Regions from separate parts of the Mus musculus genome. Here region 1 is linked to region 2. A link is a contact called in ENCODE POLR2A ChIA-PET data. All regions are on one chromosome and are shown on one strand. Each heading gives the region's core, a stretch centred on a gene start or an enhancer-like site at or near the end of the contact. The rest is flanking DNA. Distances are from core to core; before and after follow the strand shown. Region 1 holds the start of Mest (mesoderm specific transcript). Region 2 holds the start of Tmem209 (transmembrane protein 209).

What was found. ChIA-PET counts read pairs that join two places held with the same protein, here RNA polymerase II (POLR2A).
Region 1: POLR2A ChIA-PET joins it to region 2 with 12 read pairs in embryonic stem cell. The contact joins the promoter of Mest here to the promoter of Tmem209 in region 2. POLR2A ChIA-PET finds 5 or more read pairs at or near these places in 3 of 5 experiments (Patski and embryonic stem cell).

What each region holds. Positions count from the first base shown.
Region 1 is chr6:30,736,271-30,739,674 of GRCm38, reverse strand. Mest (mesoderm specific transcript) reads right to left here and starts at 1,625. Exons shown (of 12, transcript NM_008590.2): 1 at 1,340-1,625. The coding sequence starts at 1,365.
Region 2 is chr6:30,508,137-30,511,618 of GRCm38, reverse strand. It overlaps Tmem209 (transmembrane protein 209), which reads left to right and starts at 1,836. Exons shown (of 15, transcript NM_178625.4): 1 at 1,836-1,934; 2 at 2,817-2,953; 3 at 3,107-3,165. The coding sequence starts at 1,932. It also overlaps a transcript of Ssmem1 not described here.

The sequences.
Region 1 (3,404 bases), core at 376-2,875, 230 kb before region 2:
AACTTTAGTCAGCGCTGAGACTTTTTTTTCCTTCCTCCAAAGTCACTGTCCAATAAAGACACAAGGCTTTGGTTCTACCTTTTGAGGCTATACTAGAAATGCCTGGCACAGTGCCAGAACACGATGGTTTTTATCTCAGTCTGTTATCCACTAACGGGTTTTAAGGCTGAACCTCTTTGAAAAGCAAAAGCATTAGGTTTGGGGGAGGGGGGGGTCTTTTTGTTGTTACTGCTCATTTCCTCAGAACCCATTTGGTCCTGTTACCTGTTCATACATTTTCATGTAGCCTCTGGGGCATCCTTGCTGGACTCACTGAATCCGCAGTGACTCAGCAGAACGCCGGGGAGGGGCGCCTACTGCAGAGTGAACAGGGGCTTCCTGCTGGCGCAGGGAAACAGAGGTGCCACACCCACGCTCTCCGGACCATACCTCAGTGCACCTCCTCCATGCAGGAAAGGGGGGACAACCCCCCCCCCCAGCCATTCTCAGCTTTAGTTACCTTGGTAAAAATACCCCAAACATTTTAAGATTTTTAGCAGTCAAGGAAACTAGCAATCGGACCAAAAGGTTTAAACAATAATTTTTAAGTCCACTCTCTAATATTTGATGGTACCATGATTTAGAGCAAAAATTCAACACACTCGCACAACAAACTTTACGTGCCTTGATTTCTTACTGCTTTAAATGATGTAAAAACATATTTATCTAATACCACCAAACCAGCCCACCTGACTCATTCTTATTGAGAACTACGCTGTGCACCCACAAACCAAAGCAAACAATTCTTTTTACATTTTAAGAGCCTGGCCGCGTGCCGGTGTCCCCCGGGGTTTCCATTTCTGGCTCCCAAACAACACTTATAGCCGTGGCCACACTGCGCGGCACGATCTAGTCGCACCTATGCGGTAACCCTGCCATTGTGAGTCCAGAACCTGGAAATTTTAAGTCGCTCTGTGACAATCTCAGCTCCTGAATTCCTAAATCACATGCCGTGGTCTAGAAATCTTAAATCACGCCACAACAATGACCAGCTCTGAAGATCCTAGAACACACCAGGCATTACCAAGGTTCTCGAATCCTAAGTTGCTTCACCACCACCTCCTAAATCGTACCACAACGAAGACCCAGACAAAAAAAGGCTAATTCTCACATGTTAATGCAAAAATCCTCAAATTCGTAAATCTCACGCGACTAAACCCTGGTTCTAAAAATCATCAGTGAGGGCGATTCCGAGAGTTTGGGCTGGGCGGCAACCTTTGGATAAGGATTTTTGCCTCCCGCATCTCCGGGGTGCGGGCCGGCCACACCCCCTCTGGCGGCACGGGCTGGCAGCACCCACCTGCGCAAGCGATCTCGGCGCACCATGGCCGCATTATCCCATGCCGCCCGCCGCAGGATTGCGGATCACAGGGCGCGCCGAGGCGCCCGCAGCGATACAGGATCGGAGGTGGCGTCTGCGCAGCCTACGGTCCGCGCAGGGCGGCCCGCGGCAGCGGCAGCAGAGGCAGCAAGCAGCAACTCGGGCGAGCCTGCAGCACTACGCCGTTTGGCGAGGTGCGGCTGCCGCAGAGGAAAGCTGCTGCGCCTGAGAAGAAGCACCGGGATGTGCTGGTGGCCGAAGCAGAGAGGAGCAAGCAGGCACCGACTTTTAAAGCCCACTGAGCCCCGCCTCTAACCCGCCCATCCTGCCGCAGCGCCCCTCCTTCTCGCTCCCGCCGCAGAGCCCCTCCCCACCGCTGCAGAGAGGGGGGGCCTTTCCCGTGGGCGCCTCCAGGGGTATTGACCCGCTACCCCCTCTTTCCTTATAGATCTCTAATCCTGAACCCCAGATTCTAGTGAAGAAAGCCTTCCCATGTGTTAATGCCGCGGGCAAGGATGACAAACGTCTGAGAGAGTCCCTCCCCAACATATCCCTTGGACCACGCACTGGTCCCTAGACCCTGGAAGACATAAAACACCCCAAAGCTGGGGTTCTTGTTGCGGCACCCACTTCTTTTCTACCTCCTACGTGTGTTTTGAGCCCTAAGAGTGAGTACGCATCTAAAAATTCGGGTCACCAATGCGCGGCAACCCCAAGCCCTTAGCCCATGATAACAAAGAAGGAAGGGCACACTAAATGGCTAGGGAATGGACAAATTCTCTGGTATCAGTGGCTAAGTGGACACATTCATGGACAGGCTGCGATCACATAGAATGGGCCAAAGTCACCACCACGGTGGCACCGGTACACTTCCTTTGCCGCAGCACAACGTGGTCCACATGCCAGAAGCTGCTGCAGCGCCCTTCTGGAGCAGCGTTGGGGACCGTTCATTGGGGGCACAAGCCTCCTTTACGTGCAACACAATCACAGTGCAAACACCCTAGAGGTGCGGACAAAACTGTAGATTTTTTTTTAATCCCAAATCCCTTAAAAGTCATCTTTCACACCTTCGCAAAGTGCGGAGCATCGTGATGCCTGTGTGAGGTTTGGAACCGTTCCCTGAAATTCTAGCAGCCTAGGCACGGGCAAGCTAGGGATGCTGCGAACGCAGGCTGGCCCAGCGGGGGCGCTGCAGGCCTCTCTTCGGAGCCTGGTTTGCTGCAGCTTTGGCTTTGCAATGTCCAAGCCCAACCGTGCAGTCGATCAAGATTGGGCCAGAGAACTGCAATGGGTCAGTCGAACCCTTGGGGGATCTAACCTGTGGGTATCTTCCCATGTTCGGGGAGTTCGTGACCACCCAGCTGACACTGAAAATGCCAGCACCTGAGAGAGGGTCATCAGAACACGTAATGCGGTCCAGGGTATACTTCTTCGGGGACCGCAGGAAACAAATGCTTGTGTGGAGCCTCCGCAGGCGATGCACAAGATTGTGAAGTGAATGAGGGATCGAAGGGTGGCACTTTTTTACATTTTCTTTTTGATTTCAGAATATTTTCTGTCATGTCGGGCCCTTCTTTCTCAGCCTAAGACCCTCAAAGTCTGAAACCATGTCTCATTAACCTTTTGTATCCCAGATCCCGCCATGGGGTGGGCAACAAAGCAGGCCCCTAACAAATACCGCATGAATAAGTTCAAGAATTTGAGGGCGCACAGGGGAGGAAGTAATTAAGGGGAGGGAGGAAGGGGTTGTCTTGAGTGATGAATAGACATTTACCAGAGACAAAGAACATTCCAGCCCGAGGGGACGGCTTTCGCCAAGCACCCGGGGCTCTGCACCGTAACCTTTGGTTTTTTTCTTTAAAAAAAAAAAAAAAAGTGTTTCCTTTGGGCGCCAGCGCCGACTGGGGGCTGGGGGCGGAGAGGTGGGGTGGAGGGCAGACCAGAAAGAGTAGTTCATCAGAAGGAATGTGGAATGTGTCCTAAATGAGAAGCTACGGATGTTTAAATCCTGTAAGACCGCAATTTAAATTCACCCCTTTACAAG
Region 2 (3,482 bases), core at 587-3,086:
AGATGAAGCCACATAGACAAGCCAACACCACCTGTCTCAGAAGAAACCAGCCCTCCTCACATTCTGGTCTTAGATTCCATCTTCCCAAACCCTGTGTGGGAACAAAGTCTGGTGTTTTGGGGTTTTTTTTAAAGTACTGCCTAACTTTTTCTTTTGAAGGAGGCACTGGTGTTCTGGGATATTTGGTTATGATAACTCTAATAATACATAATGGTAACTATCAACTTCAGTGTGGCAAGTGTTTTTTAAGCCCCGGAAGAAATACACATTAGTTTATGGGTTACATTAAGAGAAAGAGATAGAGCCGGGCGTGGTAGCGCACGCCTTTGATCCCAGCACTCGGGAGGCAGAGGCAGGAGGATTTCTGTGTTCGAGGCCAACCTGGTCTAAAAGTGAGTTCCAGGACAGCCTGGGCTATACAGAGAAACTCTGCCTCGAAAAAAAACAAAAAAAGAGCAAGAGATAGAGAGGGAGGGAGCGGGAGAGAGAGGGAGAGGGAGAGGGAGGGAGAGACAGAAAGACAGAGAGACAGAGAGACAGAGAGAAACCACACCAAGGGCTGGTGAGATGGCTCAGCAAGTAGGAGCACTGACTACTCTTCTGAGGGTCCTAAGTTCAAATCCCAGCAACTGCATGGTGGCTCACAACCACCTATACTGAGATCCGACGTCCTCTCCTGGTGTGTCAGAAGACAGCTACATTGTACTTATGTACAATAATAAATAAATCTTTGGGCCTTTTTAGATAGACTTACATGTGGAGAAATGAGCTGTCATTTTGGATTTGACTGTATACTGACAGAATTGAACCTGTTCTCTTGGAACAATTGTCAAGTTAGTTCATCTCCAAATCTATGTCCAGATCCAAACATTGTACTAAGACAATATAAACATGATTTTAAAAAAAACCTAAAAACCTATTAGCTCTTTAAGAGCATACACTATGCACTACCACAATGAAACTTCATTTTCTTCTGTTTAATCTTGATATTTAGTTACTATCTTGAGACAATGTCATTATGGCTAGCTTTGGAACTCCAGAGGCACTTGCCCCCGCCTCTCGATTGCTGGGATTAAAGGCATGTATGTACCAAGGCCTGGCTGGCACACTTCTCCAGGCACTGGCTACGCTGGCCACTAGTTGGGCCAGTGCTGCCACTCCCAAGAAAGCTCTTCCAGAGTTGGACTTGCTTCCCTGTCCTCACCTGCAGGACACAGGCAAAGCTCTTTAGAACAATAGCCAGGAAGCCAAGCCCCCATCCCTGCCTCGTACTCCACACATGGCGTATTGTCAGAACTTGCACTAGCTACTAAGGAAAACCACTCACCTCCCTGGTGACTCTTTTCTCAGTTCTTTCAAAGAACATTCAGGGCAAAGGTGGGGTTTTGTTTGTTTGTTTGTTTTTAACCCCAAAACCACCACTAACTTCAATAGAACGTTCCAGTTTTTCTTCCTAATGCTGCATCCTCATAAGGTGGATATTTGAGAATTTACATTGGGTCAAACCAATTGAGGGAGAAAACACTTCAAAAGAGGAAAAATGCTTTGTCATTGCTGAGTGTGTCTAACACATCAGGCATGCTTGTATCCTACCAATTAGCCGTAGGGGGCCCTAGATAAAGCTACAATTAGTAATATCCAAACTTCAGCTTGCTACAATCATTACTTTTTACTAAGTGTTCAGAATCTGGTCTGAATTTTGCAGCTCAGCCTTTTCCTGCAGCTAAGTAGGAGGCACAAATCCGAGGGCGTTCCCCTGGCAACGATCGCGGCTCGGGTCCTTCTGCCCCACCCCTCTCCCTCTCGCGAGAAGAGAGGGCCCGGTTCTTCCGGTAACTGTAGCCCGGCTTGCCCGCCGCCGCCGCCTTAGTCTTGCCTCTGCGCATGTGCAGTAGGGAGTGGCGCGAGTCCACGGCTTCCTGCTGAAGAACATGGTGCGTTTGGGGGGGTTGTCTTGTGCTTCCTGGACATGGAGTCCGTGCTGTTCCCTCAGAGTTCCAAACCTAAAGTTGTGCCTGAGGTTCAGCCAGGGGATGATGTAGCTAGGAATCTTGCCACTTGTAGTGCAAGGGAAGAAAGACACATGAAGGATAATTATAAAGCTCGTACTGAGGTAGCCAGGGAGGGAAGCTCTCCGAGGAGAGTTTTGGCGCGGGGCAGGAAGGCGGGAAGGATGCTAATGTGCTCTAGAATATGACTCCCGGGAGCTGCCCTCTCAGTGATTGCAGAGCTGAGCCTAGCGAGACAAAGGAGATGACAGTTTTAGTAACCCAAACTGAACGCACGTGTTCCCGTTCCCGTCTCTCTCTTGACTCTTCACGTGAATAGTACCCGTCCACCCCGTGAGAAAAGCTTTACAATTTCATCACCAAAAGGAGATGCTAAGCCTGTATCACTCCATGGTCAAGGTTAGGGTCTGACACAGTAATGACAAAAGTTGATATCTGGTGTCTCTTCATCTAGATGTAGTAACTCGAAGCAGAGACAAAAGAACTCTTTGCGAACTTAATAACAAACCATTACATTATGTAGCAAAACATTTTAATTTATTGGAACCATTAGCTTCTCTGAAATAACCAGCAAGTTCCCTGCTGATTTTTCTGTGGTACCTAAGAAGATATTTCAGGGTTGTGTATACTAATATTAAAGTTTCATATACTAATATTAAAGGGGAAAGTTGGGGAGAAATTTTAAAGAAGAGAAAAGTTGGGGGGGGGAGCAGTTACTTTACAACAGACATTTTTGATTTCTTAAGAGTAGTTTCTTTTCATTTCAGGCTGTTTTGTTTTTTTGTTTTTTGTTTTGCCTTTGAATAGATGCAAGGAGACGTAAGCCCCAATCCTTCCCTTATTGACAGAACCATCAAGATGAGAAAAGAAACAGAAACTAGGAAAGTGGTTTTAGCTTGGGGACTCCTAAATGTATCCATGGCTGGAATGATATATACTGAAATGTAAGTTAATCAGCCCATAAGTGAAAATTTTAACTATTGTTGGCTGGCACTGTGGCTTTTTATATTTGTTTTGGTTTTAAGTGTTTGGTTGGTTTGTGGTGGGCGTGTTATTTATTTATTTAAATAACTGGAAAGCCTTTCTAATCTTTTCAGGACTGGAAAGTTAATCAGTACATATTATAATGTGACATACTGGCCCCTCTGGTATATCGGTAAGTAATTTCCACTATAATTTAGATTTACTACATATGAAAACTTGCTTGTAAATTTAATTCAGCTTAGTATTCATTCTTTTATTCAGACAAATGAGTTCTTACTCAGTTTCCCAAAGTCATGAGTCTAGTGAAGGAACGAGGTAACCCCTTTTATGGAAAGAACATTCTAGTAGGAGGCTGAGTCAGAAGGATTACTTCAAGTCTGAGGCCAGCCTGGGATAAATTGCAGAACCCTGTCTCAAAAACAAACAACAACAAAAACACACCAAAATAGAAGCCAGGTATGGCAGAATATCTAGTCCCGGTACTTGGGA